Linked DNA regions of Homo sapiens: region 1 is linked to region 2. The links are chromatin loops, found by intact Hi-C in ENCODE. Cell type or tissue: Caco-2. All regions are shown on one strand. Links, peaks and the distances in the headings refer to the core of each region. The heading gives the core; the rest is flanking DNA. Region 1 overlaps LINC01378 (long intergenic non-protein coding RNA 1378). Region 2 holds the start of NDST3 (N-deacetylase and N-sulfotransferase 3).

What was found. A loop is a pair of places that touch in the nucleus more often than their neighbours do. Peaks named below come from ENCODE experiments on the same cell type or tissue, not always from the same donor. Only the 100,000 strongest peaks of a DNase experiment are listed, where the experiment ranks them.
Region 1: a loop joins it to region 2, with 4 times the contacts of the local background. A loop is called at or near these places in 3 of 110 quality-filtered maps.

The regions. Positions count from the first base shown.
Region 1 is chr4:117,436,566-117,453,427 of GRCh38, forward strand. The region is part of intron 2 of LINC01378 (long intergenic non-protein coding RNA 1378); the gene reads left to right. Among named protein-coding and RNA genes, the nearest start is that of LINC01378, 17 kb to the left of the region's middle. In Caco-2, for the core only: no CTCF peak of the experiment used is centred there; no DNase peak of the experiment used is centred there.
Region 2 is chr4:118,025,721-118,042,582 of GRCh38, forward strand. NDST3 (N-deacetylase and N-sulfotransferase 3) reads left to right here and starts at 8,766. Exons shown (of 14, transcript NM_004784.3): 1 at 8,766-8,872. In Caco-2, for the core only: a CTCF peak has its summit at 8,655 (motif pointing left); DNase peaks (open chromatin) are centred at 8,221 and 8,651; H3K4me3 peaks cover 584 bases; H3K27me3 peaks cover 184 bases.

The sequences.
Region 1 (16,862 bases), core at 5,377-13,376, 590 kb before region 2:
GTTCTCCAGCACAAGTTCTCTCTTTCCTGCCATCATGTAAGATGTCCTCTGCTCTCCCACCATGATTGTGAGGCCTCCCCAGCCATGTGGAACTGTGAGTCAATTAAATCTCTTTCCTTTATAAATTATCCAGTCTTAGGTATGTTTTTATTAGCTGTGTGAGAACAGAATAGAATAATGCAGATAATCTGAATGAAATCTAAAATTATCTTTAATATATTTATGGTAAGAATAATTTGACACATTTGATATTTGTGAAACCTAAATTATGATTTACACTTAGTATAGATTGAAATTAAATGACTAAAAGAAGGACAATTTCAAATGGAATAATATAAACATTAACATAATCACATATTTCAACAAATAGTTTTATTAATTACCAATAAATTATCTCCTTTAAATTTATATAAACACACTTCATCATTTGTCACTCCATTAGAAACCAATTTTCCTATGTATGCTTGTATGTTCTTTCTTCTGCAGTGTTTTGTCAGCCAATAGATTTTGTCTAATGATACTTTATCTGTAACTCCACACTGCCTCTGGGATCACTCAATGCAATTTTTAGAGAATAAAATGAATAGTTCTGTTGGGTTTTACTAACTCTTGAGAGAGTAGGAATGACACCTGCCATAAATTACTCAAGAAATTTAATACAAATAGAAGAAATAGCAGTAAGTTAAAGAAAAACCCTTTCAATTTCATCTGCCTACGGGAAACTGCATATAATCTATCCCTGATGTTTCTATTAATATAGAAATGGAATAGTGCACTGCAAGAGGCAATGTATTATTATATTATACACTGGCATTTTGTGATTAATATGATGGCAAGACACTCATTCTACCTATTAGTAAGCCTCAAGTTAATCTTGAAGGAGGCAGAGTGACTCATTAGGAGTAAAATAATAAAAAAAAAACCCAGAAATGAAGATACAGAAAATGGAATTCAGGAGTATTGAAAAATTAATGAAAATAATTTTTCAAGAAAAAATACCAATTTTCAAATATTTAGAAGACTATACTGTGGGAAGATAGTATATTTATTTAATGGGGCTCTGCTATGAATTGAATGTCTCTCCCAAATTTCAAATTTTTTAAGCTAGAAATTTAATCTCCAAATCACATGTTGATTGGAGGTGGGATCTTTGGGAGGTAATTAGGATTAGATACGGTCATCAGTGTGGGGCTTCCTGGAACTAGTGGCTGTATAAAACAGGAAGAGAGACCTGACTGACATGTATATACTCTTGCCCTCTCACCATGTGAATGCTTTCTGCCATGTTATGACATAGTAGAAAGGCCCTCACCTGATACCAGTGCCACACTCTCGGACTTCCCAGTCACTAGAACAATGAAATAAATACACCTCTATTTTTTATAAATTACCCAATCTGTGATAGCAACAGAAAATGGACATAAGATGGACCCCAAATGGCAGAACTGGAATTATGGGGAAAATATGTGGAATCAGATTTTGGCTCAGTGAAATAGAGTTTGGCATCACACCTTAAGCAAGTCATTTTAGAAAGTACTAAGTTCTTTTCACAGATTGATATTACAGATGGTAGATGTAGTGGGCTGACTGGTAGCCCTCCAAAAGATATGTTCACGCCTTAATCCAAGAACCCATGAATATTACCTTATTTAGAAAAAGAGTCTTTGTCATTATAATTAGCTGAAGGATCTTGAGATGAGGAAATCATCCTGGATTGCCTAGAAGAGCAACAGAAGTCCTTATAAGAGACATACGGAGGAGGAGACAGAAACAGGTTAGGTGATGTGAAGACAGAAGCAGAAATTGGAGTGATGTGGCCAAAAGTGAAGGAAGTCACTAACCACCAAAAGCCAGAAAAGGTATAGAAACAATTTACCTCTAGAGCCTCTATAGGGAGTACAGCTCTCCCAACACCTGGATTTTGGATATCTGGCCATCAGAACTATTGGAGAATGAAGTTATGTTGTTTTAAGCTACCAACTTTGTGGTAGTTTTTCATGTCAGGCATAGAAAACATATAGCTAATGGACAACAATCTAGAATATAGAAGGAAATCAAGAACTGATAGGAAGATTATATTGTGTGGTATTTATATTCCTCTTCCAAAACTTCCTACTACTTTTTTCAAAATTAAAAAAAAAAATATTTAGCATTCTGGAAACATTGATGCTATTCCCTACAGCCTCCAAAAAGGAAATTTTAAAGATCATTACACTGTTTCAGATAGTTGGCATCTAAAATAAATTCAATGAGAACATTTTCCTATTGAAAATTATAGTGGAATCAGTAAAAATTTCAGAAAATTGTGATTAAAATATTTACCAAAGTGCATAACACATTATCTAATCCACAAAGTATTAATGCTTTTTCCTTTTTCTTACCCTTCTTTTCTTTATTTTCTATTATTTTTCCACATTGTGAGCAAACAGACCTCTTTATATCCAAAATAAATTTATCTAATATAAATATTAAGAAAACAGTATAGTTAGAAAAAGTAACAAGTAAAAACTGACAAAATATCTCTCCCTTAGGATCTACAAACGTATCTCTCTTAGGATAAACAAAATAAAAGTAAGAACCACTAAAATATATCTGTCTTAGGATACACAAAAATAAAAGCAAGCACTGCTAAAATGTATCTCTCTTGGGATCTTAAAGTCTTTCTTATTTTATATCTGTAGCTTTACTATTTTCTTTGCCTAACACAAGATGTAAAAGAACTTAACAGAATGATTTGACTTCCTTTTACTCAAATAAACTTGTGCATAGTTTCAGGAGCTCTTATTTTTGTTTAGAGTAGAACTGATCTAATTTCCTAGTTAGCTCACACTCATGCCTAGGAGGTACACGGAATTCCTGGAAAAGGGTACACAGAGAGTTGTTTCAACCTAATAACACCTGTGCTTTTGTGCTCAGGCTTCTGTAGCCAATTGCATAGATAATATACACTTGGATAAATGATACCTGTATGTGAACAACTAAACTTTGGGCTTGATTTTTCTTCCTAGAACTCACTGAAGTAGAACTGTAGAAGAGTAGGATTTTGTTTTGTTTTATACATTGCTTTTTTTTTATTTTTGGAAGCAGTTCAGATTAATTATTGAACAGTGTTTAGGAATCACATGCATGAGTAGAGACAATATTCTCCACATGTTTAATTTAAGCTTTGGTGGTCCTCTGAAACTCTGCCAAATATCACTTATATTTGTCAGTGGAAGGAAATGTTAGTTTAAAATAATACAAGTCTATAAATCAAAATATTTTTCAGTTTACTTTTAAAAGGTTTGTAACGTTTTTACTTGCAATTTTTCCTGATTAAATCCATTTTGGTTTGAAGAGTTGGCCTTCTCTGAAAACACTAGATTTTAGCCAAAAGAAGACAAGTCTGGTTAAAAGATGTGTAAGAGGATCACCAACTTGGCATCACAAGTTAGAAAGTACCAAGATGTTCAGGAGATAATCTTGAATTATAATTAGCTTTATTTTTCTTAAATTACACCATTAAATAGAGCTCCAAAGTTCATAATTAAAATATGTTCTCTTCCTTTCATGTGTTTCTTTATGCACATATGTAGGTATATAAGAAAACAATTCTTTAGTCAACTACAGAAAAAAAAAAGTTGACAGAGAAAAGCTCTTTTTGACATTGTCTCCCTAAATTTTGCTGTTAACTTTGAGTGCCTAATTCACAAAGGAGTACTAAATTATCTGTATAGTCCTGTAGAATGGCTGAGGAAGGTTGACATAAGCACACATACAAATATATACATGCACTTCAAGTGTATAGAAATTTAAGGAATAACGATAGGATAACGAAATGAATATGGAAACTCTTAAATGGAATAAAATACCCCAAGCCTCCGTATTAATTAGAGGTCATAGAGACAGCCCTTGAGTATATTGAGTAACTGTGGGTAGTTCAGAACTAGAAATTAGGAGATGAAATGTAATTATGACTATAACCATTGTCATACTGTCTTCTTTCTATACTACTTTGCACATTCAGCCCATGAATTTGTCATTCCCCTACTGACGTTTCTTACAATCCATACCATTATGGTTACTGGATCCCCATTCCATCATAAATAAACTCTCCTTCATCCTCAACTTCTACACAGTTGGTTTTATACATCTCCTTGTTCCCAAAAGACAGTATTTTTCTTGCAGCCATCTTCAGTGGTGCCTGCTCCTTCCCCATTACCTCTTGTCAGTCATGAACATCGCTCACATCCGTCTTTTAGATGATAAAACACCTTTTATTCTATACCCCAATGATACCCGTATCATTGGACCAACTAGTTATTCCGCATTAGCAACTCCTCCCTGGCCTGCCATTCTTCTAGTTTCTGGATTCATGGCTGGTCTTTTGGTATACCATCACCAGAACCATCAACCAGTCTTTGTTTTTGTCCTTCTAGGAGTCGCTTCAACTTGGATTATTGCTACAATTGGCCTCATCAAATATTATGCCCCCCATATTAAGAAATTCTGAGTGGAATAAAAAAAAATCATGGTTTTTCAAACCTCAACACTTTTTATTTAACAATTTATTTAGCAGTTTCTGCTTCTCAACTTTAGTACATCTCTCCATATTTCCTTCCCCCATTTCCACCTCTTTGCCAACAATAAAAATTAACTTCCAAATTCAGAGCCCAGTTGAAAATTTTCAAGGTTTATCTCCACTTTCTAAAATCTTTGGTGAATACTATTGTTTTTTCATCATTTTTCTCTCCTATGCTATCCTCATCTGTTTTTCTTACCAATTATCTCTGTCTGCTCATACCTTAACATGCTTACCTTAAAAATTCATCCTCAGCCATTTTTCTCCTCTATCTTCTGCCTCTAGATGACTTCATTTACTTCCTTTGAACTCCCATGCTGGCCTCTCCTCTGATTTCCAGACATATTTAATGAATTGTAATATCTGGAATTTCCATAAACACCTAAAAACAATAGGTTACTCGTTAAAAAAAAAAGGAAAATGAAAATATTCTTTACTTTTAACTAGAATTATACTACTAAATTCCTAAGAAAATAAGACTATTCAGTAGAAAATTAGCAGAAGACTCAAACCGTTCCAAGAAGGAATATAAATGTAGCAAAACATGTACAGCTTCTCCAGTAATAAAGAAAATGCAAATAACAGGTGGTTTTGTTTTGTTTGGCTGAAGAATACTTCCATATTAGTGAAGACTAACAAAAACCAATGTTTTGAAAGATAGGAGAAAATGAGTATTCTTATGTGTGGAGTAGGAGAGTTATTTCAGTAAAACTTTTGAGAGGACAGAAGGTATATACTATATAAGTGGAAATTGTAAATGTTAATACTAACCTTTCTGCAGTATACATACTGAGAAATGCAGCATTAGGCAATTTTGTTGTTTTGTGAACATCATATTTACAAAAATCTAGATAGCATAGCCTACCACACACCTAGGCTATAGAGTATAGTCTATTGCTTCTAGGCTACAAACCTGTACAGCATGTTACTGTACTGAATATTGTAGGCAGTTGCAACCCAATGCTAAGTATTTGTGTATTTAAACATAGAAAGGGTACAGTAAAACTAAGGTATCATAATTTTATGGGTCCATCATCATAAATGCTGTTTATTATTGACTGAAATGTGGTTATTTGGCACATGACTGTAGAGTGTTTTTTTCCTCTTTCTTAAATCATTTTAATCTATATTTTTTGCACATGAATAAGTTATTTAGTGGTGATTTCTGAGATTTAGGAGCACCCATCAGTCAAGTAGTGTACATTGTACCCAATGTGTAGTCTTTTATCCCTCAAACCCGAACCCCTACCACCCTTTCCCCCGAGGTTCCCAAAGTCCATTATATCATTCTTATGCATCCTTGTAGCTAAGCTCTCACTTGTGAGTGAGAACATACCATGTTTGGCTTTTGATTCCTGAGTTACTTCACTTAGAATAATCATCTCCAATTCAATCCAGTTTGCTGCAAATGCCATTATTTCATTCCTTTGTATGGCTGAATAGTATTCCATAGTGTGTGTGTATACATATATATATACACACATACACCCACACACACACACATATATATAATGTGTATATATGTATATACACACACGCATTTTATACACACACAAACACACACACACCCCCCACATTTTCTTTATCCACTCATTTATTGACGGGCATTTGGGCTTACTCCATAATTTTGCAATTGCAAATTGTGCTGCTATAAACATGCATGTGCAAGTATGTTTTTCGCATGACTTCTTTTCCTCTGGGTACATAGCCAGGAGTGGGATTGCTGGATCAAATGGTAGATGTAATTTTTGTTATTTAAGAAATTTCCACACTGTTTTCTATGGCAGTTGTATTAGTTTACATTCGCACCAACAGTGCAAAAGTGTTTCCTTTTCATGATATCCACACCAACATCTATTTTGTTTTTATTTTTTGATTATGGCCATTCTTGCAGGAGTAAGGTGGTATCATGTGGTTTTGATTTGCATTTTCCTGAAAATTAGTGATGTTGAGCATTTTTTCATATGTTTCTTGGCCATTTGCATATGTTCTTTTAGAATTGTCAATTCACGTCATTAGCCCAATTTTTGATGGGATTATGTGTTTTTTGTTGTTGTTGTTGATTTGTTTGAGTTCCTTGTAGACTCTGGATATTCCTCCTTTGTCAGATGTATAGATTGTGAAGATTTTCTCCTACTCTGTGGGTTTTCTGTTTACTCTGCTGATATTTCTTTGGCTGTGCAGGAGCTTTTTAGTTTAATTCAGTCCCATCTATTTATCTTTGCTTTTGTTGCATTTGCTTTTGGGTTCTTGGTGATGTAGTCTTTACTTATGCCAGTGTCTACAAGGGCTTTCCTGATGTTATCTTCTAGAATTTTTAGAGTTTCAGGTTTTAGATTTAAGTCTTTGATCCATCTTGAGTTGATTTTGTATAAGGTGAGAGATGAGGAGCCAGTTTTATTCATCTACATGTGGCTTGCTAATTGCCCCAGCACCATTTATTGAATAGGATGTCCTTTTGTCCTTTCTCCATTTTATGTTTTCATTTGCTTTGTTGAAGATCAGTCAGCTATAAGTATTTGGCTTTATTTCTGGGTTCTCTGTTCTGTTCCATTGGTCTATCTGCTTATTTTTATATCAGCACCGTGCTCTTTTGGCGACTCTGGCCTTATAGAATAGTTTGAAGTCGGGTAATGTGATGCCTCCAGATTTGTTCTTTTTGCCTAGTCTTGCTTTGGCTAATTGGGTTCTTTTCTGGTTCCATGTGAATTTTAGAATTTCTTTTTCTAGTTCTGTGAAGAATGATAGTGTTATTTTGATGGAAATGGCATTGAATTTGTAGATTGTTTTTGGCAGTATGGTCATTTTTCACAACATCGATTCTATCCATCCATGAGCATGGCATGTGTTTCTATTTGTGTCATCTGTGGTTGCTTTTGTTTTGTAGTTTTTCTTGTAGAGATCTTTCACCTCCTTGGTTAAATATATTCCTGATTCTTTTCTTTTTTGCAGCTATTGTAAAAGGGGTTAAGTTTTTGATTTGATTCTCAGCTTGGTTGCTGTTGGTGTACGAGCAGATCTACTGATTCATGTACATTAATTTTGCATCCTGAAACTTCGCTGAATTCATTTACCAGTTCCAGGGTCTTTTTGGAGGAGTCTTTAGGGTTTTCTAGGTATACCACCATGTCATCAGCAAACAGTGACAGTTTGACTTCTTCTTTGCCAATTTGGATGCCCTTTATTTGTTTCTCTTGTCTGATTGCTCTGGCTAGGACTCCCGGTACTATGTTGAACAGAAGTGGTGATAGCGGGCATACTTGTCTTGCTCCAGTTCTCAGGGGGAATGCTTTCAACTTCTCCTCATTCAGTATAAAATTGGCTATAGGTTTGTCATAGATGGCTTTTATTACCTTAAGGTATGTCCCTTGTATGCCAATTTTGCTAAGGGTTTTAAACATAAAGGAATGCTGGATTTTGTCAAATGTTTTTTCTGTGTCTATTGAGATGACTATGCGATTTTTTATTTTAATTCTGCTTATGTGGTATATCACATTTATTGACTTGTGGGTGTTAAAGCATCCCTGTATCCATGATATGAAATCCACTTTATCATGGTGGATTATCTTTTTATATGATTTGGTTAGCTAGTATTTTGGTGAGTATTTTTGCATCTATGTTCATCAGTGATGTTTGACTGTAGTTTTCTTTTTTTGTTATATTCTTTTCTGCTTTTAGTATTAGGGTGAAACTTGCTTCATAGAATAATTTTGGGAGGAATCCCTCTTTCTCTATCTTGAGGAATGGTGTTAATATGATTGGTACCAATTCTTCGAATTTCTGATAGAATTCAGCTGTGAATCTGTCTGGTCCTGGAATTTTTAATTGGTAACTTTTTAAGTATTTCAAAGTCGCTGCTTATTATTGATTTGTTCAGAGTTTCTATTTCTTCCTGATTTAATCTAGGAGGCTTGTATATTTCCAGGAATTTATCCATCTCCTCTAGGTTTTCTAATTTATGCATGTAAAGGTGTTCACAGTATCCTTGAATTATCTTTTTCATTTCTATGATATCAATTATAATATTTCCCCTTTCATTTTCAATTGAGTTTATTTAGATAATCTCTCTTCTTTTCTTGGTTAATTTTGTTAATTGTCTATCAATTTTATTTATCTTTTCAAAGTACCAGCTTTTTGTTTTATTGATATTTTGTACTTTCTTTTGTTTGTTTGTTTCAATTTCACTTGCTTCTGCTTTAATCTTGCTTATTTATTTTTTCTTCTGCTGGCTTTGGTTTTGGTTTGTTCGTGTTTCTCTAGTTCCTTGAGGTGTGACCTTAGATTGTCTATTTGTGCTCTTTCAGACTTTTTGATGTAGCCGTTTAATGCTATGAACTTTCCCTTTACCACTTCTTTTGTTGTATCTCAGTGGTTTTGATACCTTGTGTCACTACTCTTGTTCTGTTCAAAGAATTTTTAAATTTCTATCTTGATTTCATTATGGGCCCAATGATCATTCAGGAGCAGGTTATTTAATTTCCATGTATTTGCATGGTCTCGAGGGTTCCTTTTGGAGTTGACTTCCAATTTTATTCCACTGTGGTCTGAGAGAGTACATGATATAATTTCAATTTTCTTAAATTTGTTGACACTTGTTTTGTGACCTATTATATCATCTATCTTAAAGAATGTTCCATGTGGTGATGAATAAAATATGTATCCTGCAGTTGTTGGGTAAAATGTTCTATAAATATCGGTTAAGTCTATTTGTTCCAGGGTGTAGTTTAAGTCCATTGTTTCTTTGTTGACTTTGGTGATCTGTCTGCTGCTGTCAGTGGTATGTTGAAGTCTCTCACTATTATTGTGGTGTTGTCTCTCTCATTTCTTAGGTCTAGTGGTAATTGATTTATAAATTTGGGAGCTTCAGTGTTAGGTGCATATATATTTAAAATTGTAATATTTTCCTGCTGGACTAGTTTTTTAAGTCATTTTATAATGTCCCTCTTTGTCTTTTTCAACTGCTGTTGCTTTAAAGTTTGTTTTGTCTCATATAAGAATAGCTATTGCTGCTTGCTTTTGGAGTCCATTTGCATGGAATATCTTCCCCCAACCCCCCGCCTTTACTTTAAGTTTATGTGAATCCTTATGCATCAGTTGAGTTCATTGAAGACAGCAGATACTTGGTTGGTGAATTCTCATCCATTCTGCCATTCTGTAACTTTTAAGTGGAGCATTTAGGCCATCTACATTCAACTTTGGTATTGAGATATGAGGTACTATTTTATTCATCATTCTGTTTGTTGCCTGAATACCTTCTTTATTTTTTTCATTGTGTTATTGTTTTACAGGGCCTGTGAGACTTATGCTTCAAGGAAGTTCAATTTTGGTGTTCCTCAAGGATTTGTTCCAATACTTAGAGCTCCTTTTAGCAGTTCTTGTAGTGCTGGCTTGATAGCAGTGAATTCTGTCAGCATTTGTTTGTCTGAAAAAGACTGTATCTTTCCTTTATTTATGAAAGTTATTTTTGCCAGATACAAAATTCTAGGCTAATTGTTTTGCTTAAGAAGGCTAATGATAGGACCCTAATACTTTCTATCTTTTATGATTTCTGCTGAGAAATCTGCTGTTAGTCTAATAGGTTTTCCTTTATAGGTTACCTGATGCTTTTGCCTCACAGTTCTTACAATTCTTTCCTTAGTCTTGACTTTAGGTAACCTGATGACTATGTGCCAAGGCAATGATCTTTTTGCAATGAATTTCCCATGTGTTCTTTGAACTTCTTATATTTGGATATCTAGATCTCTAGCAAGGCCAGAGAAGTTTTCCTTAATTATTCCCTCTAATATCCTTTCCAAATTTTTAGATTTCCCTTCTTTCTCAGGAACACCAATTATTCCAATTATTCTTAGATTTGGTGGTTTAGCACCCCACACTTCTTGGAGGCTTTGTTCATTTTTTAAATCCTTTTTTTTCTTTTTTTTTTTTTGAGACGGAGTCTGGCTCTGTCACCCAGGCTGGAGTGTAGTGGTGCAATCTTGGCTCACTGCAAGCTCCGCCTCCCGGGTTCATGCCATTCTCCTGCCTCAGCCTCCGGAGTAGCTGGGACTACAGGTGCCCACCACTATGCCCGGCTAATTTTTTGTACTTTTAGTAGAGACGAGGTTTCACCATGTTAGCCAGGATGGTCTCGATCTCCTGACCTCGTGATCCGCCCGCCTCGGCCTCCCAAAGTGCTGGGATTACAGGCGTGAGCCACCATGACTGGCAAATTCTTTTTTCTTTGTCTTTGTCAGATTGGGTTAATTTGAAAGCCCTGTCTTTGAGCGCTGATGTTCTTTCTCTATTTCTTTAATTCTATTGCTGAGAATTTCTAGTGCATTTTGCAATTCTTTAAGTATGCCCTTCATTTCCAGAAGCTGTGACTGTTTCATACTTATGCTATCTATTTCACTAGAGATTTTTCCATTTACATTCTGTATCTTTTTTTAATCTATTTAAGTTGGACTTCACCTTTCTCTGGTGCCTCCTTAATTAGTTTAGTAGTTAACCTTCTGAATTCTTTTTTCTGGCAATTCAGAGATTTTTGTCTTGGTTTGGATCCATTGCTGGGGAGCTAGTGTGATCTTTTGAGGGTGTTAAAGAATCTTATTTTGTCATACTGCCAGAATTGTTTTTCTTGTTACTTCTCATTTTAGTAGACTGTGTCAGAGGTCACCTATGATACTCAAGGGCTGCTGTTCAGATTCTTTTGTCCCAAAAGGTGCTCTCTTGATTTGGTTCTCTCCCAATTCTTCTGGGGATGTGGCTTCCTGAGAGCCAAGCTGAAGTTATTTTTGTTTCTCTTCTGGATCTAGCCACCCAGCAGAGCTACTAGGCTCTACACTGGTGCTGGGCAGTGTCTGCAGAGTTCTGTGATTTGATCCATCTTCAGGTCTCTCAGCCATGGATACCAGCTCCTGCTCTGTTAGAGGTAGCAGGGGAGTGAAGTAGACTCTGTGAGGCTCCGTGGTTTTATTTTTGTAATGCTTTTGTGTCAGTTAGCCTCCAGCCAGCAGGTGGCGCTTTCAAGAGTGCATCAGCTGCAGTAGTATAAGTAGGATACAAGCTTGCTCTAGGGTCAGGCAATGAGTGGGACCATAGAGCTCCCAAGAGATCATGTACTTGGTATTCAACTACCAGGGTGGATAGAGAAAGACCTTCAGGTGGGGGCAGGGTTAAGGGTGTCTGAGTTCAGACTGTCCTTGAGTGGGGCTTGCTGCAGCTGCTGTGGTGTATCGGGATGTGGTTCTCAGGCCAATGGAGTTCTGTTCCCAGGGGATTATGGCTGACTGCTGTATCACAGAGGTCACCAGGGAAGTGGGGGAAAGCCATCAGCCACAGGCTTCACCCAACTCTCACACAGCCTGCAGCCAGAAAGACTGGTCTCACTCCTACCATGCTCCCCCCAACTGCACCGAGTTTATTTCCAGGCAGCAGGTGAGCAGGGTTGAGAACTTTCCCCAGGGTACAAGCCTTTCAGCAAAGAAAGCAACTCACAGTTCCTTGGCTGTCCCATGGCTCCTGCAGCAGCAATCCTCTTCCAAGGGTGTGTGGATTATCTCAGCTTTCCTGGTTTGTTGCTGCGGTAGATCTCAGAGCAAAAGTTAACAATATGAGTCTCCACATGTGGCTCTGTCTTTCTGAGTGGGAGCTGCAAGTTAGTCCTGCCTCGTATCCACCATTTTCTCCCTTTCCTTAACAATAGGTTATTATTTTATAACTTTTATCCTGCTTATTTACTCAGATAAACTGTATCAATAGGGTCCAGTCAGGGAGAGAAAGTCCAGATCATAAATTTCATTGTCAGAAATTTATTACAAAGAACTGTAGCAAGGTTACTAGAAGAGCTGAAAGAGCAAAAAATGAGACACGGTGAGACAATCCAGAGTTTGGCAAGAGAAAGAGACCATTACTATCCCCTGATTTATCAGAAACCAGGAGTCTGAGCCACCAGGAGGCAGGAGGGAAGTGTTAAAACAGAGAAGGATTGTAATGAGAACTGGAAACAGACAAGAAACATAGCCTCTACCAGGGATACAGACAGAACAAAAAATGGGGGAAGATATGTGCTGGCTTTTTTGTTTCTCCAACCCCAGTACCTCCCTATGCCTCCTGTTTGCTATAGCTAGTAAACAAGGGAGCTTGGGATATGTTGTAGAGGTTAGCCCCATGCAATTCAGAGTAAAGCAGAGGAAGGGCAAGAAATTGATTTGAGAGCAATTGTACAAATGACGAGTAACCTACCAACCACGGTGATTTGAGTCAAGGCCTTTCTGCTTACTGTTTTCTGTTTGAAAATATCTTTGCCCAAACTGTGATTGCTTACGTATACTCTTCCCTGATACAACCAGAGAGACATACTTTCCCTCTGTTATATATCTTCCTTGTTTTGTCTTTAACAGTCTATTAAAAGATGTTTGCTGAATGTATCTTTTTCTGTTGAGTGAATGCTATTTCTAAATACCAATTTTAGGTTTATAAGTTTCAATAAAACCAACAAGTAAATATATTGAGCTGTGTCACTAAACAACTACACTCATGTCAAGATAAGCAAGTACAATGACAGACACTCATTATCTCACAGCTTCTGTTAGCCATATAGAGAATGCAAAATTATCCACTTTTTAATTTCTCTTTATTCTAAGGTAATTAAAAATAAAGATTTCATATTCTCCCATCCATGTATCATATTACATTTTAGAAACACATCTAATTCACAGCTGGGGAAGGAAGTGCTATGGTCTGAATGTGTCCCTTAAAATTCTTATGTTGAAATTCACTCACCAGTATAATTGTATTAAAATGTGGGGCACTTAGGAGATGATTAAGTCATGAAGGCAGAGCCATCATGAGTGGGATTACGGCTCTTTTAAAAGGGTGTGAGGCAAATGCTGAGGGAATTTATTACCACAGACCTGCCTTACAAGAGCTCCTGAAGGAAGCACTAAATATAAAAAGGAAAGACTGTTACTAGCCACTACAACAAAAAAAAAAACCTTAAGAACACAGACTAGTGATACTATAAAGAAACCACATAATTAAGTCTGCAAAATAACCAGCCAAAATCATGATTACAGGATCTAAACTACACATATCGTTACTAATCTTACATATAAATGGGCTAAACATCCCAAATAAAAGACATACAGTGGCAAGCTGGATATAGAAGCAAGACCCATTGATATGCTGACTTCAAGATACCCAACTTACATGCAGTGCCACACAGAAGCTCAAAATAAAGGGATGGAGGAAAATCTACCAAACAAATGGAAAACAGAGAAAAGCAGGGGTTGCAATCCTAGTTTCTGACAAAACAGACTTTAAACCAACATCATAAAAGACAAAGAAAGTAATTACTTAATGGTAAAAGGTTCAATTCAACAAGATCTAATTACCCTAAATATATATGCACCCAACACAAGAGCACACAGATTCATAAAGCAAGTAATTAGAAACCTTCAAAGAGACATGGACTCCTACACAATAACAGTGGGAGATATTAACACTCCACTGACAATATTACCCAGATCATTGAGACAGAAAATCAACAAAGATATTCAGGACATGAATGGGATCAAATGGACCTGATAGATATTTATAGACCTCTCCACCCAAATACAACAGAATATTCATTCTTCCTATTGTCACATGGCACATACTCTAAAATTGATCTCTCATACAAAGTAAAACACTCCTCAGCAAATGCAAAATAACTGAAATCATAAGAAACAGTTTATCAGACCAAAGCACAATCAAATTTGAACTCAAGAGTCAGAAATTCACTCAAAATCATACTCTTAAGTGGAAACGAAATAACCTGCTCCTAAATGGCTTTTGGGTCAATAATGAAATTAAGGCAGAAATCAAGAAGTTCTTTGAAACCAATAAGAATAAACTTACACATACCAGAATCTCTGGGACACAAGGCAGTGTTGAGAGGAAAATATATATCACTAAATACCCACATCAAAATATTAGAAACTCAAGTTAACAACCTAACATCACAACTAAAATAACTAGAGCAACAAGAGCAAACAAACCCCAAACTGAACAGAAGACAAAAAATAACCAAAAGCAAATCTGATCTGAAGAAGATAGAGACAAAAAAAGAAAATTCAAAAGCACAATCAATCCAGCAGCTTATTCTTTGAAAACATTAATAAAATAATTAGACCATTAGGTAGACTAATAAAGAATAAAATGGAGCAGATTCAAATAAACACAAGCAGAAATGACAAGGGGGATATTATTAACAATACAGAAATACAAATAACTATCAGATAATATTATGAACACCTCTATGCACATAAACTAGAAAATCTAGAAGAAATGGATAAATGTGTAAACACATACAGCCTCACAAGAATGAATCAGGAAGAAATTGAATCCCCGAACAGACTAATAACAAGTTCTGGAATTGAAACAGTAATAAATAGTCTATCAACCAAAAAAAGCCCCGAACCAGATGGATTCACAGCTGAACTTTACCAGATGTACAAGGAAGAGCTGGTAGCATTCCTACTGAAACTATTCCAAAGAATTGAGGATGAGGGACTTCAGCCTAACTCATTCTATGAGGCCAGTATCATCCTGTCATCCTGACACCAAAACCTGGCAGAAGCAAAAAAAAAAAAAAAAAAAAAAAAAGAAAGAAAGAAAGAAAAAAGAAAACTTCAGGCCAATATCCTTGATAAACTCTGATGCAAACATCTTCAACAAAATACTGCAAACCAAATCCAGCAGCACACCAAAAGGTTTTGCACCACAATCAAATAGGCTTCATTTCCAGGATGCAAGATTGGTTCAAAACATGCAAACCAGTAAATGTATCACATAAACAAAACTAAATCAAAAACAACATGATTATCTCACTAGATGCAGAAAAGGTTTTCAATAAAATTCAACATCCATTTATGTTTAAAACTCTCAATAAACTAGGTGTTGAAGGAACGTACCTCAAAATAATAAGATCTATATATGATAAACCCACAGCCAACATCATACTGAGAGGGTAAAATCTGGAAGCGTTCTTCTTGAAAATTGGCACAATACCAGGATGCCCTCTCTCATCACTCCTATTCCACATAATATTGGAAGTTCTGGCCAGAGCAATCAGGCCAGAGGAAAAGATAAAGCGTATCCAAATTGGAAGAGAGGAAGCCAAACTATCCTTGTTTGCAAGTGATATGATCTCATATCTAGAAAACCACACAGTCTCGGCCTAAAAGCTTCTTAAGCTGAGAAACAACTTCAGCAGTCTCAGGATACAAAATCAAGGTACGAAAATTATTAGCATTGCTATACTCCAACAACAGTAAAGCCAAGAGCCAAATCAGAAATGTACTCCCTTTCATAATTGTCATACACACACACACACAAAAACCTAGGAATGCAACTAACTAGGGAGGTGAAAGAACTCTACAAGAAGAACTTCAAACCACTGCTCAAAGGAATCAGAAATGATACAAACAAACGAAAATCATTCCATGTACATAGATAGGAAGAATCAATATTGTTAAAATAGCCATACTGCCCAAATAATTTATAGATTCAGAAATCTATGCCTATTAAATTACCATTGACATGCTTCACAGAACTAGAAAGAAAGTATTTTAAAACTCAAATGGAATCAAAAAGCCCAATTAGGCAAGGTAATCCTAAGCAGAAAGAACAAAGCTGGAGGCATCACACTACCCAACTTCAAACTGTACTGCAGAGCCGGACAACTCAAGTAGCATGGTACTGGTACAAAAATGAACACATACACCAATGGAACAGAATGAAGAATCTGGAAATAAGACCACATACCTACAACCATCTGATCTTCAAAAACCTGACCAAAACAAGCAATGGGGGAAAAGATTTCCTATTCAATAAACGGTGCTGGGATAACTAACTAGCCATATGCAGAAGATTGAAACTGGACCCCTTCCTCACACCATATACAAAAATTAACTGAAGATGAATTAAAGACTTAAATGTAAAACCCCAAAGTATAAAAACCCTGGAAGAAAACCTAGGCAATACCATTTAGGACATAGGCACAGGCAAAATTTCATGACAAAGATGACAAAACCAATTGTAACCAAAGCAAAAATTGACAAATGGATCTAATTAAACTAAACAGCTTCTGGACAGCAAAAGAAACTATCAACAGAATGAACAGACCACCTGCAGAATGAGAGACAATTTTTTCAAACTATGCATCTAACAAAGGTCTAATATCCAGCATCTATAAGAAACTTAAACAAATTTACAAGTAAAAACAAACAACCCCATTAAAAAGTGGGCAAAGAACGTGAATTGTCACTTTTCAAAAGAA
Region 2 (16,862 bases), core at 5,560-13,559:
GGGTTTTGACTGAGGAAGAATCCATTTCCAAGCTTACTCAAGTTGCTATCAGAATTTATTTTTTGTGGCTGTGGGACTGAGGGCTTCAGGTTCTTGCTGGCTGTTGGCTGGAGGCTTCCCTGATATCCTAGAGTTCACAATTCCTAGAGGCTATCCATTATTTATTAAGGCCTCTTGCAGTTTCTTGCCACATGAGCTTTCCCAATGTGGCCATTTGCTTCATTAAGCCAGAAAGGAGAGCCTCTAGAGTTAGTCTGGTAGCAAGATGAAGTCTTATGTAACATAACATAACATAACATAACATAACATAACATAACATAACATAACATAACATAACATAACGAGTGAAATTCCATCACATTTGTCATATTCTATTAGTTATAAATAAGTCACAGGTCCTGTCAACACTCCAGGGGAGGGTATTTTACAAGTACTGAACAGCAAGGGGTGGGTACCATGGGGGCTTCTCCAGTGTCTGTCTGTCACAAGACAGTTCCCAGAAACAATAGCACAATCCTTCCTCTATAACCCATTGGCTAGAGCTGAGCCATACCTTGTTGGAAAATGTAGTCTTTCTTTCTGCATGGTTACGTGTCCTGTTACAGATGCTATTATTGTAGAGGAAGGGAAGACTAAATATTGAAAGACAACTAACAGACTGCCTTCCAATCAGAGATCTTCCAATCAGAAATTTTGTAGCAATTAGGTGAGATGAACACAACAGCACCTGGTAATCTCAGAGGTGGTCAAATGATGTCCTATGATTGTAGCTACTAAATTTACTACTAGATTTAGCATTATTAATAGAATAGAAACTAAATTTCCTTAAAAAAGAAAAGGGTTTGAATAGAAAATTATGTTCACTTCATTTTTACACTAAAATGTAAGTCTTAGGTAAGACGATTATATCTTATCTTATAGTTAATAGTTTCATTCTTATAAATATGACCAATCTGATAATCCCATATTTTAAAAAATATCATTTATCTACATATCTGTGTGCCAATTTCATAGCATTTTCTCACATGTTTTATTCTCAATTCATTCCTCTGATGGGTCCATTGTTCTCATTTACTAGGTGAGGTGAAGCAATCAGCCCAAAGTTAAGTAAGTGGCAAGTAGCATAGCCAGAGCTGGGCCCCAGGTCATGTAGCTCTACATAGATTCCATTAAACTATGTTGTCGAGAAATTGATTTCATTGAAGAATAAAAATGTGAATATATTAAGCATTTGGACAAATATTTGATGTTGGTCACACTCCAGAAATGTGGCAATATCCAGATAATTGATGACTTTGCATTTCATCTCTCTCTCTCTGCTTGCTGTGCTTGATGTAGCCCCAACCAAAAAAAAAAAAAAAAAACTGTTGCCCCCCTAGCATAGATAGGTATAAATAAAAAATAATTCTATTACCACCCCAAATCCTTTAACCCAGTTTAAATTTGTTTTCTTCTGCTGTAAGTACAAAGCTATTACAAGTTTTAGAACTCTAGAGTGTCTCTGCTAACCTTATGCTCCTGCCCTGATCAATAATAGAGTCTAAATTTGTAACTTACATATAATAAAGTCTAAATTCATAACTTATATATAATACCATAGGCACAAATTACTAGTAGAATCTTTCAAAGATTAATTCTTAAATATACTTTACCTAAAGGGCTTAAGGAAAATAAAATTTCAAGAATTGAATTCATTTGGCCAATCAATATTATTTACCTTTACCTTTTCCAGTGGGCTGAACTGTATCATGGGAAAGCAATATTAAATGATTATGGTTCCCAATAATTAAAATGAGACTTTGTAGAAAAATATTTTGTGCTTGACCATTAATTCTTGTAATTTCATTTCATTTAGGTGTTTGAGTGCTTGAGCTCAAGTGTGAGTTTTTCTTATGTTCCAGAATGCAAAAGATGTAGTGCAACACTTCAATTTAGCGCTGTGTGAACAGCGTCTCCATTGTCTATTTCTTCTGTTACTACTAAGGGTACTTGTTTGTGTGTTTGAGGGAGAAAAACCATATGCACAGACTGTTCCATTTTCCAATTAAATTTTCGTGTTTTATACTCACAGTACTCTAATTCTAATTCAAATGTTTGGTGGAGAATTCAGTCAAAAAGCCTCAAGCCTAACAATATTGGATTTGTCAATTCATAATGTACAGGGCATCTCAGTTTTCTTTGTTATTTCTCTTTTTTCTAACAACTTATCATATCACTTTTTCAAAAACATACTTTCAAAGGAGCTAAACTAAGTTAATTCATACAACTCCTACTTCTTGAATATGTATTTTCTTCAACCTCCTGAAATCCAAGGATGGGATATAATGGAAATACATCATTGTAATATGGTAGAGAAAATATTCTGGAGTGTTTATGAAGCCTGTTTTCAGACAAAATGAGAGAGAAATCATCCATTTTATTCTCACAATAAATCTCTCTTGAACTACATGGCATAAGGCCAAGCTATAAAATGATGTTTTAATGTTGCAAACTAGATCAAAGAAACACCTTAATGATATTTGGTCCTGCCTGAATATTACAAGATAGCTTTGAAGAGTCAAAGTGTTCTGCAATCTGATGATTGCTTCTATTTCTCCAATAAGATGGAACAAAATGACAATAATTTCAATAGTTTATGCTAAACTTATAGGTATGAATATGTTTTTAACTACCAAAGAGTCATCACCCAAGGCTTGTAATTAACTACATACCTATGATCAGCACATAAGAGTTTAAAATAGCCTCATGTAGGGAAAATAACTATTCTTGAGGAAAACGCATTCAGAATTTAAACAGAAAACAATGTGTAGAGGTAATTTTTGGCTTAGAATTTTTTTTTTATTAAGACAGGATAAAATAAGGTTATTTCCTTCAGCAGGGACAGTGTAAAACACTACCTATTCTACTAAGAAAATAATTTCTTTCTCTTCTTTAGTGTGTTTTAAATGATCATTGATGTGCAAGGCAGTGCCCCTGGAGCAGGGAGAAACACAAAATGAATCAGTAACAGAGGCAGCACTCGAGGTAAGAGTCTGGCATTCATTCTCCCATTTCCAAATTTTGCTATTTTTACCGTGACAAAGGCTGTATATTTTTGAATAAGTCATTTTATTTTCTTTGGTAGTTTGCCTAATTGATTATATGAAAAACTAATTAGAATACTGAATTTACTGTATATTTACCATGATAACTATAAAAGCAGAAAATTAGCTTTGAAAATCAAATAACATATTTAGTAACACACATTCATTTTTATAAACACACATAAAGACACCGGGTTCTCAGTAATGCTCTAGTCCAGGGGTTCTCAAAGTATGGCTTCAGACAAGCCCCATTTGCATCACCTAGGAAATTGCTAAAATGCAGATTCTCAGGCCCTACCTACTGATCTACTGAATCAGAAACTCTGAGGGTGAGACCAAGCAACCTGTGATTTCATAAGCCCTATAGCGATATTAAGGCACACTAAAGTTTGAGAATCACTGCTCTAATCTAGTATACTAAGCTTTAAAGTGGTGTTTCATAAAAATAAGATGAGACTTTAATACTACTAATTCAGCCTTCATTACTTTTCACAGGAAATGTCTGCAAGGACACTTAGAAGCAGGTGAAATTTATCTTTTTGTGGCTTTAGGGCAGCCAGAAAGGGGCATACCATCTCCTTCCTCCTTCCTCCTTCCTCCCAACCAATCATTTTGCTGAGATTTTTGGTTTTGATGTGTTTTCACTTTGCCACCTCTTGAGACAATCAAAGTTGGAGTACATTTCCTTGGGCTGAGTTAGCAGTTCCTAGCTAGAATACGATTTCTATTAAATCTTCACCCTATTACCTTTAAGCAGCTTAACAGTGTCATTAATTACTATAAAGTCCAGGCTGAAGATTTTTAAAGAAATTGTAATCTTATAGCTTATTAGCTGTTTCAGGTTAGAAATACTAACATGTCCTATATAAATACTTGTACTTTTTAATATTTGTCATAATAGAATAATATATGGCTTTAAACTAGACATTGAAAAATAGAAGAGACCTCTGGAAATTGAAATTAGTTTCCCAAAAGTCTTTTATAATCAGCACCCTCCACATAGAAGCATTTAGATAAAGGACAAAAAACCATCAAAAGATATAAATAATTTTTAACTTATATAAAGCATAAGTTATTAAATCTCTACATCACCATGAGTTGCTATTCAATGCCTTTGGCCTCAGTGACTAAATACAAGGATGATTTCAATATTAAAAGTACAAGTTTTACTCTTTTTTCTTCTTTTTAATGATTTCTTTTTTCTTTTCTTTTATCTTCTTTTTTTTTTTTTTTTATTTTTTTTGAGATGGAGTCTAGCTCAGCTGCCCAAGCTGGAGTGCAGTGGCACAATCTCGGCTCACTGTAATCACCATCTCCCGGGTTCAAGCTATTCTCCCGTCTCAGCCTTCCGAGTAGCTGGGATTACGGGCACCGCCATCATGCCTGGCTGATTTTGGTATTTTAGTAGAGACAGGGTTTTACTATGTTGGCCAGACTGGTCTTGAACTCCTGACCTCAGGTGATCCGCCTGCGTCGGCCTCCCAAAGTGCTAGGATTACAGGCGTAAGCCACCACGCCCACCCCTTTTTAATGATTTCTATAGGGATGTAATTTACAAGCAGATGCTTCCTTTTGTGTCTGAAGCTGGGATGCTAATAAAAATATTTCATATTGTTTCAAGGCTTCTCAGAGTTTAGCAATAGTTGAGCCTCTTCCATTTTTTGAGATTCTCAGTATTTATGTAAATAGTAATAACAGAAATGCCAAAGGTGGTTACAAAAACTGTAGTATATCCCAAAAGGTTAAACTAAACATAATCAATTGATCCTATTAAAAAAATATTGCACAAGTTCAGTCCGGGCACGGTGGCTCACGCCTGTAATCCTAACACTTTGGGAGGCTGATGCAGGTGGATTACCTGAGCTCAGGAGTTAGAGACCAAGCTGGGAAACACTGTGAAACCCCGTCTCTACTAAAATAGAAAAAATTAGCTGGACATGGTGGCATGTGCCTGTAATCCCAGCTACTTGGGAGGCTGAGACAGGAGAATCGCTTGAACCTGGGAGGCAGACATTGCAGTGAGCCAAGATCGTATCACTGCACTCCAGCCTGGGCAACAGAGTAAGACTCCATCTCAAAAAAAAAAAAAAAAAAGAATATATATATATATATATATATATACATATATGTATTGCACAAGTTCATTTGGAGATGACTCTATTTGAAGTGCTTCACAAATGTCTGGCCCTGAATCAGATGGCCTTCTCCACCTCTACTTGGGCACTGCCACAGTGTTAGACTAAATAGGAATACCTCTCTGGAGGAAAATTTTTCGCTGGCCTTAATGTCCCTGGGTTAGGAACAGAAGATTGGAAGGGAGGGCTACAGGGGGCAATGGTTGGCCCTGATGTCTGTCCCTTCTTACCTCTCTGCTGGGCACGCAGCCCAGGAGTGAAAGGAAATATAGGCAACATATCAATCTGCTATTACACTGGCTTAGACGACATATGTGTGCAGATGAGGACTTCTCTAATAGAGGTGTAAGATTTGAGGATCTCATAGGAAAAGACAGCATGATCCTAAGCTGTTTGTAATTCCAGATGGATGGTTGGAAGGAGCAGTAGCTGGTAAAGGTAACAACTCTCCCAAAAACAATGAGAAATTTGATTATGTCTCCTATCCATCTTAGCTGAAGAAAACCCCAAAATACAGTCATAAGAATAGTAAGTATCTTATTTTGTAGAAGAAGTTTTTCTGGTTTTGTGTTTTTGTGCAGAGGAGGTAGAAAAAGAAAAGAAAAAGTGAATATCATTTCTGAATCTGCCTACATTCCCTGAAACATTTAGGAATTTATGAATTCATGAATCTTGTCTATTCTCTGAAATCTTGTAGAAGAGCCTGACCTCCTACAGCTATATCAATATAAGCGACTGAAGGGCAGAGAGTGGTCCTGCTTTTCTTTTTTCAATATTATTGTATTCCCAGAGCCATTTAGTAGGTGTTCAATAATTTTTTTGATTACTAAAATGATGAATGCATGGCTGCTCGGAAGACAGAGCAGGCTCTCTCTTGGGTAAGGAGTACATAGAAAAATAAATGTGGGTTCTTAAAATTCTTAAAAGGCACAAGACTTCCAGGGAACACTCCAACTAAAAAATAAATAAAACCAATCTAATACATGTTACTTGGCCAAAGAATTCTAGCATCCTGACATTTTTGTGGGCTTCCAGAAGGAGCAATTGGTTCAGTCACATCTGTAACCCCTCCATCACATAGAACAAAAAGGATATATAACTTCCTGATTTTAAAACACAATTCCAACTAACCCTTTCAGGACATTGGGTTCTAATTGAAGGTCTTGAACTACGAATCCAAATACCCTGATAAAGTTAATAAACAACCAGAATATTTAATTACTGTATCATCGTTTGTGTCTCTTTCAGTTTCAAGGGACAGCAAATGCAGTCCAAGCTGCCTTAAGACAAAAGTGAATGTGGCCAGTCGCGGTGGCTCAAGTCTGTAATCCCAGCACTTTGGGATGCCGAGGTGGGCGGATCTCGAGGTCAGTAAATCGAGACCATCCTGGCTTACACGGTGAAACCCCGTCTCTACCAAAATACAAAAAATTATCCGGGCCTGGTGGCGGGCTCCTATAGTCCCAGCTACTCGGGAGGCTGAGGCAGGAGAATGGTGGGAACCCGGGAGACGTAGCTTGCAGTGAGCTGAGATCACGCCACTGCACTCCAGCCTGGGCGACAGAGCGCGACTCCGAATCAAAAAAAAAAGTGAATGTATTTGTTTATGAATGAAAATATCCAGAGATAGAACTTATTTCAGCTACAGCTCGATTCCAAGCTCGAAAATCTCCATCTGGGTTTCACTTTTCTCCAACTCTCAGTTCTGCCTTCCTGAGTATCAGCTTTATTTTCAGACTTCAAGCTCTAAGCTCACATCTTCATTATGCAAAGTCCAGTAGAAGAGAGTCCACTTTCTTAAGAGAGGAAGGAAAAAAAAAAGTCCCAGAATGGTGGTTTTTTTCTGTTTTTCTCTCTGATTGGCCAGACCTGGGTTACATACCTACCCATGCTACCAGGACAGAAAGCCATCACTGGCCAGACCTGAGCTGTGGGTCTACCAGTGAGTCAGCAGCGGCTGACATCACCTAAAGCAAATGGGCTGCGGGGTGAGATCAAGTGGTTGGATCTTCCAAAATGAACAGGAGTACTGTTTCAACAAGAGTGAGTGCTGGGAAGCAAAACCACAAATGGCCAATACAAAGTATCATTAGTAGACCCCACTTAATACAATTCACATGTTAGTGGAACCAAATGAAATTTTTAAAAATATATATCATTCGATTCACACTTCTAATCAAACTATAGTTCTGGAGAGGGTAACCTCACACCTTGAATCCAAAATATCTCTTCAGTTGCTGGCCTTCCACTTGTCTTCAGGAGCTGAAACACATGGCATTTGAAAAAAACTGGCGAACAGAGGAAACTCTTGCAGCCTCGCAGCCGCCCTGGTCCAGTGCCAACGGCAGGAGCACCACAGGAAGGGACCGCGCGGGTGCGCCCCACCCTTCCAGCGTCGCCTCGGGGACTCGCACCCCTTTCCCTGGCCGCACAAGACGTTTCATCCTTGGCGGCCGCCGCCAACCCGCCGGGAGGGGCGGTCGGAACTGGCAGGCCGGGGCGGAACCCCCGGGGTCTCCTTGTCGAGGCCCGGGCAGCCAGATCCTCAGGGCCGGTCCGGGCGGGAGCCCGGTCGATGGAGGCGGCTCCCGTCCTCAGCTCCCGCTCCCTCCCCTTCCCCGGGGCGGGCGCGCGCGGGCCGGGAGCTGGGAGGCGGCGGCTCCCGCCCGGGAGGCGGTGGCGAGGGCGGCGGAGGCGCGGCCGGGCGGGTCCCAGGGCCGTGGTTCTCCAGCGCAGGAGTCCCCGGCGCACCCGCTGCGCTCGCCCCGCAGCCGCAGCCTGAGCGGCCGAAGTCGCCACCAGCTGTGTCCGCGCAGATCCCGGGCGCGGAGGGGAGAGGTCGCCCGCTTGTCGCCCCCGCCGGACCCCGGGCACCGCGTAGCACCCAAGCGCCACCCGGACGAGGGGCCCTGGGGAGCGGCTGAGGCCGAAGACCCGAGGGAAGGAGGAGCCCGCGGACGGCTGCAGCCCCAGGTAATCTCCATGGAGGACGGGGCCGGTCTCCTCGCCCAGAAACCCGATCCGGGCGCCTTGGAATGCGGACTCCAGAGGCGGCATCTCGACCAGACAAGTTTCTCGCGGCTTGGAATGAGGGAGTCCTGAAACCGACACTCGTTTTATTTAACCAGCTTTTTTCTCCTGTTTTAAATAAGTTTATTTAGACAATGGAAAGAAAAAAACAAACAGCCTCTTGAGTGACTGTGGGTTTGTAAATATAATCCTAAAAGTTTTTCATGGTGTGGTTATTTGCTTGCTCATATTTATTAACCTGTTAACTCTTCCGCTAGTCAGAAAATTGACATGTAAAATATTCTTTGAGGAACGTTACAAGTTTGCTGTTGTATTCGGGCATCCTGTTATTCATCAGCTTAGTTAGCATCTGTCTTCCCCCGAAGTGGTACCAAAGCCGGTCCCTTGGCGACGGGTCTTGCATGTGACACTCTTGCCCTCTAGTGCCTCACCAGCTTGGTAGCAGTTTGATGGCTAATATTAATAAGATGTTACATAACATGAGAGTACTGGGCCAGGACTGGTGTTGCTACCACTTGTAAAGTCAAAAAGCCTGAGCCGATGGTAACGAGTGGTACTGTTTCCGTTTCTTTTCCATCTATTGCAACTTTCTCAAGCATTTTCAGCTCTGAACTTTAATTCCAGGTAAGTGTATTTATTTATTTATACTGTGCATTAATGCCTCACTCATAAATGTAGGGGCTTTTAAGAGATAACAACTTTGCTTTCAAATAATCTAAAAATTTCAAGATTGAACAAGTGCTTCATTTTATTCTTGAAGAAGAAATATAGAGTATTTTGATTAAATTAAGTGAAACAAAGGACCGTCTCATTCAGGGATGATTTTAAAGCTTCCCTTTCATAAGATTATGGTACTAAAGAAATGACCTCTTGTAATTGTTTAAGATATTCACCAACTTATAATGATTCTGAAGTAGATCTGTTTAACAGAACACATGTCTGTTGCCTTGACAGAATTTTGTAAGGAATATCAGAGACTTTAAACTACCTGCCTATCTACACAGTAATGATCCTCAAAAGGCTTTCTATTTGATGCAGTTTATAGACATTATTTAAAACTATACAATTAATAAAATTAAATGGAAATGGAAAGAATCAATCTAGGTATCAAATACAGAAACTTTAAATTTAAAGAAAACAGATATATCTTCTATTTAATATATCCATTTTGTGGGGGCAGGTAAAAGCAAAGTTACATCTTTAAGGGGTTTACTCAGATCCTTTTTCAAATAGTTTTTCTAATAGCTGGATACTGTTTAAGCATCAGAGTTATTTAATGTCGAAAATGTATTAGTATCTATATTCTTTATAAACATATTGAAATATAGCAACATGTAATCTGGAAGAGTTTAGAAGAAAACCCTTCTAGACAATGCAAACAGCTACATTCTTAATACATTTGTATTAAATTAAAATACAAATCAAATATTGAGATGTGTGCAACTGATCTGGGACACACACTTTTTTTTTGTTTTTTTTTTTTGCCCTTAGAAAATTTCATGTTATCAACTACTGAGCAATGCTGTTCACCACCAGAGAGCAGGATGATATGGCAGAGAAACTCTAGAATATCCGATATTCAGCTGAAGGGAATTTTTTTCCCTTTTTCTTCATCCATACCTTCCTATCAATATTATATTTAAGATGGAGATTTCAAATATAAGTTTGAAGGAGGCTCCTTTTTAAAATAGTACTGAACATATAAAGAGGCTTGCCTAAGATAAGCTCTTTTTTTTCTTTCTCTGGTTAACACAGTATCTACCATTTCTAATTTTGTTATCATTTTTCTTTATCATCTTGATGGTAAAACAGAAGATTTGTTTCTTTGTGTAAATAATGTTAATTTTGAGCTTGTCACATGAGTTAATTTTCTTCATAGTCTTTAAAATGAAGAATTCTTACATTACTAAAATGTTTTAGATAAAATAAAACTTTTATCTCTTTCTGGAGATATTTGTTATAGTTTAGTTTGGTGGAGTTATATATACCCTCTTTTTAAATTAATTTTCTTGAGAAAAGCATTATTTCTGAACATTGAGGCAAATATTAATTTTTGGTGTAACTGAAAAGTTTGTTAAAAAATATATAGTAGAAGAGATAATCAGGCATTGGAGATTCTTTTTCTAAACCATATATTCTGCTAAAGAAGTTATTATAAGCTAAAATGTAAATATGTAATTGTCTACCTGTCATTTCAAAATTTTAAAACTGTAAAGAAATTACAATTTTTTTTCTTTTAATCTTGGGACTCTGATTATATGACTTCCTTGAAACCTGATTGAGTTTCAGCTGCTTTTTGGTGATTAGAGCCTTAAAAGTGCATTTGTTAAGATGCAAAATATATTTTTTTAAACTATATGTAAATACTTTGTGATTTATATACACTATAAAATCAGGGAAATTGAATTAAGGATAAAAACACTATTCTCAACTAAATGAATGCCTTGAATTTCTAATTGCTTAACAGTTCTGACAGTAAGGGAAAACAGTAGAAGTTTACTTTCCCTGTGCTGTGTCTATTATAAATGAGCATTCACACTGAAATGCATGAACTCTGAACACCTGTCCAGATTAGGAATGCTGCCAGGCCACAAAAGTAACGACCTACATTATAAAGATAATTAGTCTGAACAATCCTCAAAACTATTTCATGACTGAAGTTTCTCGTAAAGGGGTGATTTTAATATTTCTTGGTTTGTCTGTTTGTTTATAGTAAAAAACTATACTCTTAGATACCTGGATATCACAGTGAGTGATTTATTCTTTCATGTTACTCTAAACATTTTCATCGATTTCATGTAAGTTACAGGACAAGAAAAAAAAAGTAGTCAGGACCTACTACAATTAATTAATGTCTATAAGAAATTATTTCCCCAAATCTTCTACAAATTACTGAGGGCTATAATTCTTGATTACCTGTTGCCAAATAAGAGCTTAAAAATCAATTATTGCAGTCCTATCCTAAAACCTTTAAGCATCTCAATTATGGGTATCCATTTTACATGTGTTTCATTGCTGAATTTTTTTTTTCATTAAAATATTTGAAAATAACATGAAAGTAGACCTAAATTCTAGGACTGGCTCTGCCAAGACAGGAGTGGCCTTGAACAGCTCCCTTGCTGGCTCTGGGGCTTGGTTTCTTCACCTGAAAAATGAGGATTCCAGAGACCCTTTTTTATCCTGTTTGTTCAACATTTTAGAAATTGATCTGGAGGCCAGGACGAAGATAGATGAGAAAACATCAGTGAATAATACAAAATTTAACTTGGTGATAAGTACTATTGTCTAGATTTCTGCTAAGTAGAGATGTTACAGTTTTTACTCATAGAATAGTTACCTTGTACCAGGCACTGTTCTACTTTACATATTAATTTTTAGCTCATATAATCTTCACAAAGATTATTTAAGGTAAATATTATTCCTGTTTCACAAATGAGGAAATTGAGGCACTGAGCGGTTACCTACCTGCCTAAGATCACATCCCTGGCAAGTGCTGAAGCTGGTATGCAGTTTGAGTCCGGCTCCAGCACACATTCCTTTAACCGTTATACTACATTGTCTCTCTATAGGTTTCAAATATTTGTTCTTGATATGCCTCTTGATGGAACAGAGGTAATCCATATACCACTCCAACAATTTCCATCACTTCCCTTACATATGAAATACTCATTCATTCACCCAGGAGGTATTTACTAAGCATCTACTTTTGCACCAGGCATAAAGGAGTCCACAGGACAATTAAATGTGGTGCCTTCCCTAGCTAAGTATATACAGTCTAGTTCAGGTGATTTCTTTCTCCTCTTTTGCTACTGCTGTTAGGTTGAGTCTCACTTGTTCTAAAATGTGCCCAAGGTAACAGAAGAATAATTTACCTGACGCCTTTATTGATGTGTCCATAGAATAGAGAGTAATAGAACCTTCAACCTCCTCAAGACTCCCTATATCATATTTTTTCATTATTCGTTTCTACTCTTTTTGCATCATCTTCTCTCTGCAGATTGGCTGTCTTTCCTTATCTGGTTCATGTAACCTGCCCTAAAACATAGCCAACACTGATCTGTAACTTTACATCTAATGGTCCAGGCAACCAATGAGAGGCCAGGTTAACACTCTCTTGTTCCCATGAGTCTAATGAAGGACAAAGAAAAGGTTTGGATTAGACCCTAAAAGCTGCATTGTCAGCACTCACATATGTCATATGTGAGCATGTGTGACAGAATATGTCAGCGTATTTTGATGCATGCATTCTGGTCCAATCTTAGAGGGTAAAGGCAGACATTTTCCCCCTTAAGTCATATAGGGCAGAATAAACAGCAAACAGCAGTGGGGTAGTTTTCTTCTCTTGCATCACTGGATGGCATAACACTGAGGGAGGTGAATAAAACATATTCTTCTCTTCATAATTTCTAATACAAAGATGGAGGGAGAATGATAATAGAAAGTCATTTTCCATTTAATGTACCAAACAAAGCTAATGCCCTCAAGTGCAGCTTTTCTCCCATCCATCTTTTAAAAATTGCAGTTCTAGAGACAGAGTGTATTCTTGGTCATACTCCATGTAAATCAGCTTCTTACTTGCCTACCACAGCAGGGTTTAATTAACATGACACAATTTCACACATTCTTTCCCAAAGAAAAGCTTGCCCTTGTCAATTTTTATTATTATTACTAAATTACTTTTAGCAAGTCCATGTAACATATTTGAGGCCTCCCACTGCATTTTTCAACATTATAAAATATAGTTTTATAGTTCATTCCTTTTTCAGAAAAAGGAATATTGTCAGGATCTTTTAAATATCTTTCATTTATGTTAGAACCTGAAGCTCTTTAGTTATTAATACTCATTTTCCAGATGGTAATCTTTTTTCACTTTTCTTGTACTGCCAACTTTAACATGATTCTATTTCATTTAGAAATTGATTTTTACTTTGGGATGATGGTGGGTGTTAGTGGAAGAGAAAAGATAGGTTACATTGACAAGCAGGCACTTCCCCTTGCAGATATTGCAATACTTTGCAGAATATATGTTTGTATATATTGAGTTCTTTCACTATGTTATGGAATTGTCTGTGATTCCAAAAACTAATTGCTTCTTCTGCCTTTTGTTAATGGTAAATAATTAATGGTTAATATTTGCTTGGTGGAGTCTTTTTAAAAACAGATGCATTGCAAAGCAACTCTATTCATGCTGAATTCTGAAAAATCTCAGAATGGAAAAAATAAGTAATTGAGTAAATTTCAGTGAAAAGCACATTCTGGATATGCCTGATTTATGGCTCTGATCAAGGTGGTCACTGCTATTCACAATGTTTATATTATTGCCTTGACTGTTTGAGGCCAGTGTGACTGATGAAGGTAGCTGTTCATAGAAGATGGTTTGACTTAAATACTGCCCTAGTTTGTGAGTGCCAGCTGCTATTTGTAAAATTTAGTAGAGGCCTTTTTTCACTCATTCAACAAATATTCAATGGGCTATTCTCACTTCAAGTACTCTATTAGACATTAAAAATATAGAAGTGAACAGGACAAGTACTTACAGATGCTTCCAAGCTATGGAGAAAAATTGCATAACTAATTATAACAGAAAATCACATAACTAATTATAACTTTGGAACATACTACAGAGGTAAAGTAGAGAGTGATGTGAGAATGTGTAACAGGGAGGCCTGACAGATAAGGGGGATCAGGGAAGACTTTTGTGAGGCAGGGATATATATACTTAGAACCATAGGATTTGGAAGATGAAACCAGATGGGGAAGTGGAGAAAAAACTTTCAGACAAAGGTAGCAGCATGTGGAAAGACCCTGAGACAGAAAAGAGATTATCTCTTTTGGGAACTGAAAGAGGACCCACTTGCCTGGAACTTAGAAGGGAGAGCATCATCTAACCAGGCCTGAGAGATAAAAGTGGGAAGCATACCACACAGGGTCTTGTGGGACATGTACAAGAATATGAATTTTAACCAGCAAGTAAAATAAGCAATCATTGACAGGATCTCAGCTGGAAAGAAGTAACAGAGTTCCACTTTGATGCTGCATTGAGAAAATGGTAGAAGGAGCCAAGAACATTTGTGGTGAGATTAGTTGCTGCAAGTAAAAGAAGGTGTTAAGGATGCACGTAGGTGATTGTGGGACCATGAGGATGGTTTTAGCGGAAAGATCATAAATTCAGTTTTAGACAGGTTAAGTTTGCTTGTGACATGATTCTAGTGGAGCCAAATAGTGGCTGGAATATAATAAGAAAGGGCACAGTCTATGTGAGTTGTTGTTGCTATTATATCAAGTTGATAGTTCAATATAAAATCCTAGAGCTTAGAGGAAGGAGGTCTGAGTTATGAATGAACATTCAGAATTTACTAGAGTGTAGATGATAATGAAAACCAAGAAGTATATGAGCTCATCTAAGGAAAGGGGGAGGGGTGAAAAGAAGCCCAAGGACATGGTGCTGGTTATGCCTCTGATTGAGCCTCTTTCTTTCTTTCTTCTAAGATCCATCCGACTTTAGATCTCTGCACTAAGGGTGGGCTTATGTGCTTCCCACAACTCTACTTAAGCTAAAATGCTCATAGCTATCCCTTTATGAACCCTTAGTGTACTTTCATTGGTCATCTTCAGGATATTTCCCTCATTTCCTGTGTTATTTCTATTATCATCATCATAGCAGATAAATTTTGTTTGTTCATTGTATGTGCCAAACACTATTATAAGAGTTTGGTTTTTGTTGTTGCTTTTGAGACAGGATTTTACTCTGTCGCCCAGGCTGGAGGGCAGTGGTGTGATCATGGCTCACTGCAGCCTCCACCTCCCAGGCTCAAGCGATCCAACCACTTCAGCCTCCCAAGTAGCTGGGACCACCTGCCACCATGTCCAACTAATTTATATATATATTTATATATTTTTATATATATATATATTTATATATATATATATTTATATATATATAAAATTTTGTATATTTTTTGTAGAGATGGGGTTTCGCTGTGTTGCCCAGGCTGGTCTCCACCCCTGAGCTCAAGTGATCTGCCCACCTCAGCCTCCCCTCGTGCTGGGATTATAGGGGTGAGCCCCTGCACCCGGCCTCTAAGAGCTTTAACCCTCATTAAAATCCCCTTAGGAGATATCATAGTAGCCCATTTTCTTAGAAGGAAACTGCAGCATCTAAAGATAATAGCTGCCCAATATGCATTTCCTACTTGTTCCTAGCATGGAAGGATCGTGTTGCAGTTATCTTCCCAGGTGTATGGTATCTTTGATGCAGGCTGTTGGAGTTCATATTTCAGTTCTACCTCTACTAGCTGTGACATCATGGGCAGGTTACTTCACCTCTAAAGGGTCCAACACAATTTCAGTACCTATGTAAATGTTTATTAATATTAGCTGCATTACTATTGTTATTCTATATCTTCCCATATCATATTATTTCCTTCAGGGTGCCTTATAGGAAATCTTGATGATGTGTTGACATTTATAACTGATCCAACTTTGTAACTTTCTCGAACCTAACTATTTCAGAATGCCTGTCTAAGTGATCTGTTGATTTTCAAAATTTAAAATACAGTTTCCTGATCAGTCAGCATAGTCCTCATCATAGGTTGAATTCGGAGCAGAATTCAACCACAACTGTCAGTTCTGTACTGCTGATCAAGACAGTTGTGTCTGTGGGAACTCTCTGACATGCAGGCTAGTGTGCTTGTTCTGTACTTATTCAGAGTACCCTACTGACCATGCAAAAGTCTTCAATTTTCTATGTATTTTTGTGCAAGCATTTCACGAACATATTCATCACTATACTGAAATGTTTACATGTTGATCTTGTTGGCCTTTAAAAGTGTTTTCATCTCATTTCTTTTTGAAAAATTTGAAAAATTACTGGGAAAAAACATGAGCCCTATGCCCTTGGAAATTTCAGTCTAACAAGGAAGACAGACATTAGACAAATAATATTGTTAATAATATTTCATAAGAGTTATGATAAAGTCTCCAAAGGGAGCCTCATCTAAAGGGGAAGAATACAGTTGGTCAGCAAAGGCTTCCCTGAGGAATTGGGTTTTTGTAGCACATTCAGACGTGCCTGTAACCTGTCAATTCCAAAGATTTTCTTGACATTTTGTATTTGTCTACATCCAACTATGTTATATAACATTGTGATTTTGTTATCTAATCATGTATAACTTAGTCCATCTATCTATCTGAATCTGAAGTGTGCATCACTGAGTCAAGCCAATTTCCCCTCTTAGTTTTATGTTTCTATTATACTGGCATCTTTATCTTCTAGTCCCCAAGACTGCTACCTCCCCCAACCATAATTTAACAGTAAGCATGTTTTTTTTCTTCTTTCTTCCCAAATATCTCTCATTTCCATTCTCTCTCAAAACCACCTTAGTCTGGACCTATACCACCTCACACATGGATTACAGCAGCAGCCCCTTAGCTGGGACTGTCTTGACTCTGCCTACTTCTTCACTCTGCACAGTGTGGCATGTTCTCTCTCTGTTCATATTACTGCTGTTCATCATTCTGGGTGTCACTACTACACTAATCATCTGTAAACACTGTCTTTATCAAATCCCTCTGTTCAAATGCACCCAATGCTCTTTATTTTCAAGCTCATACT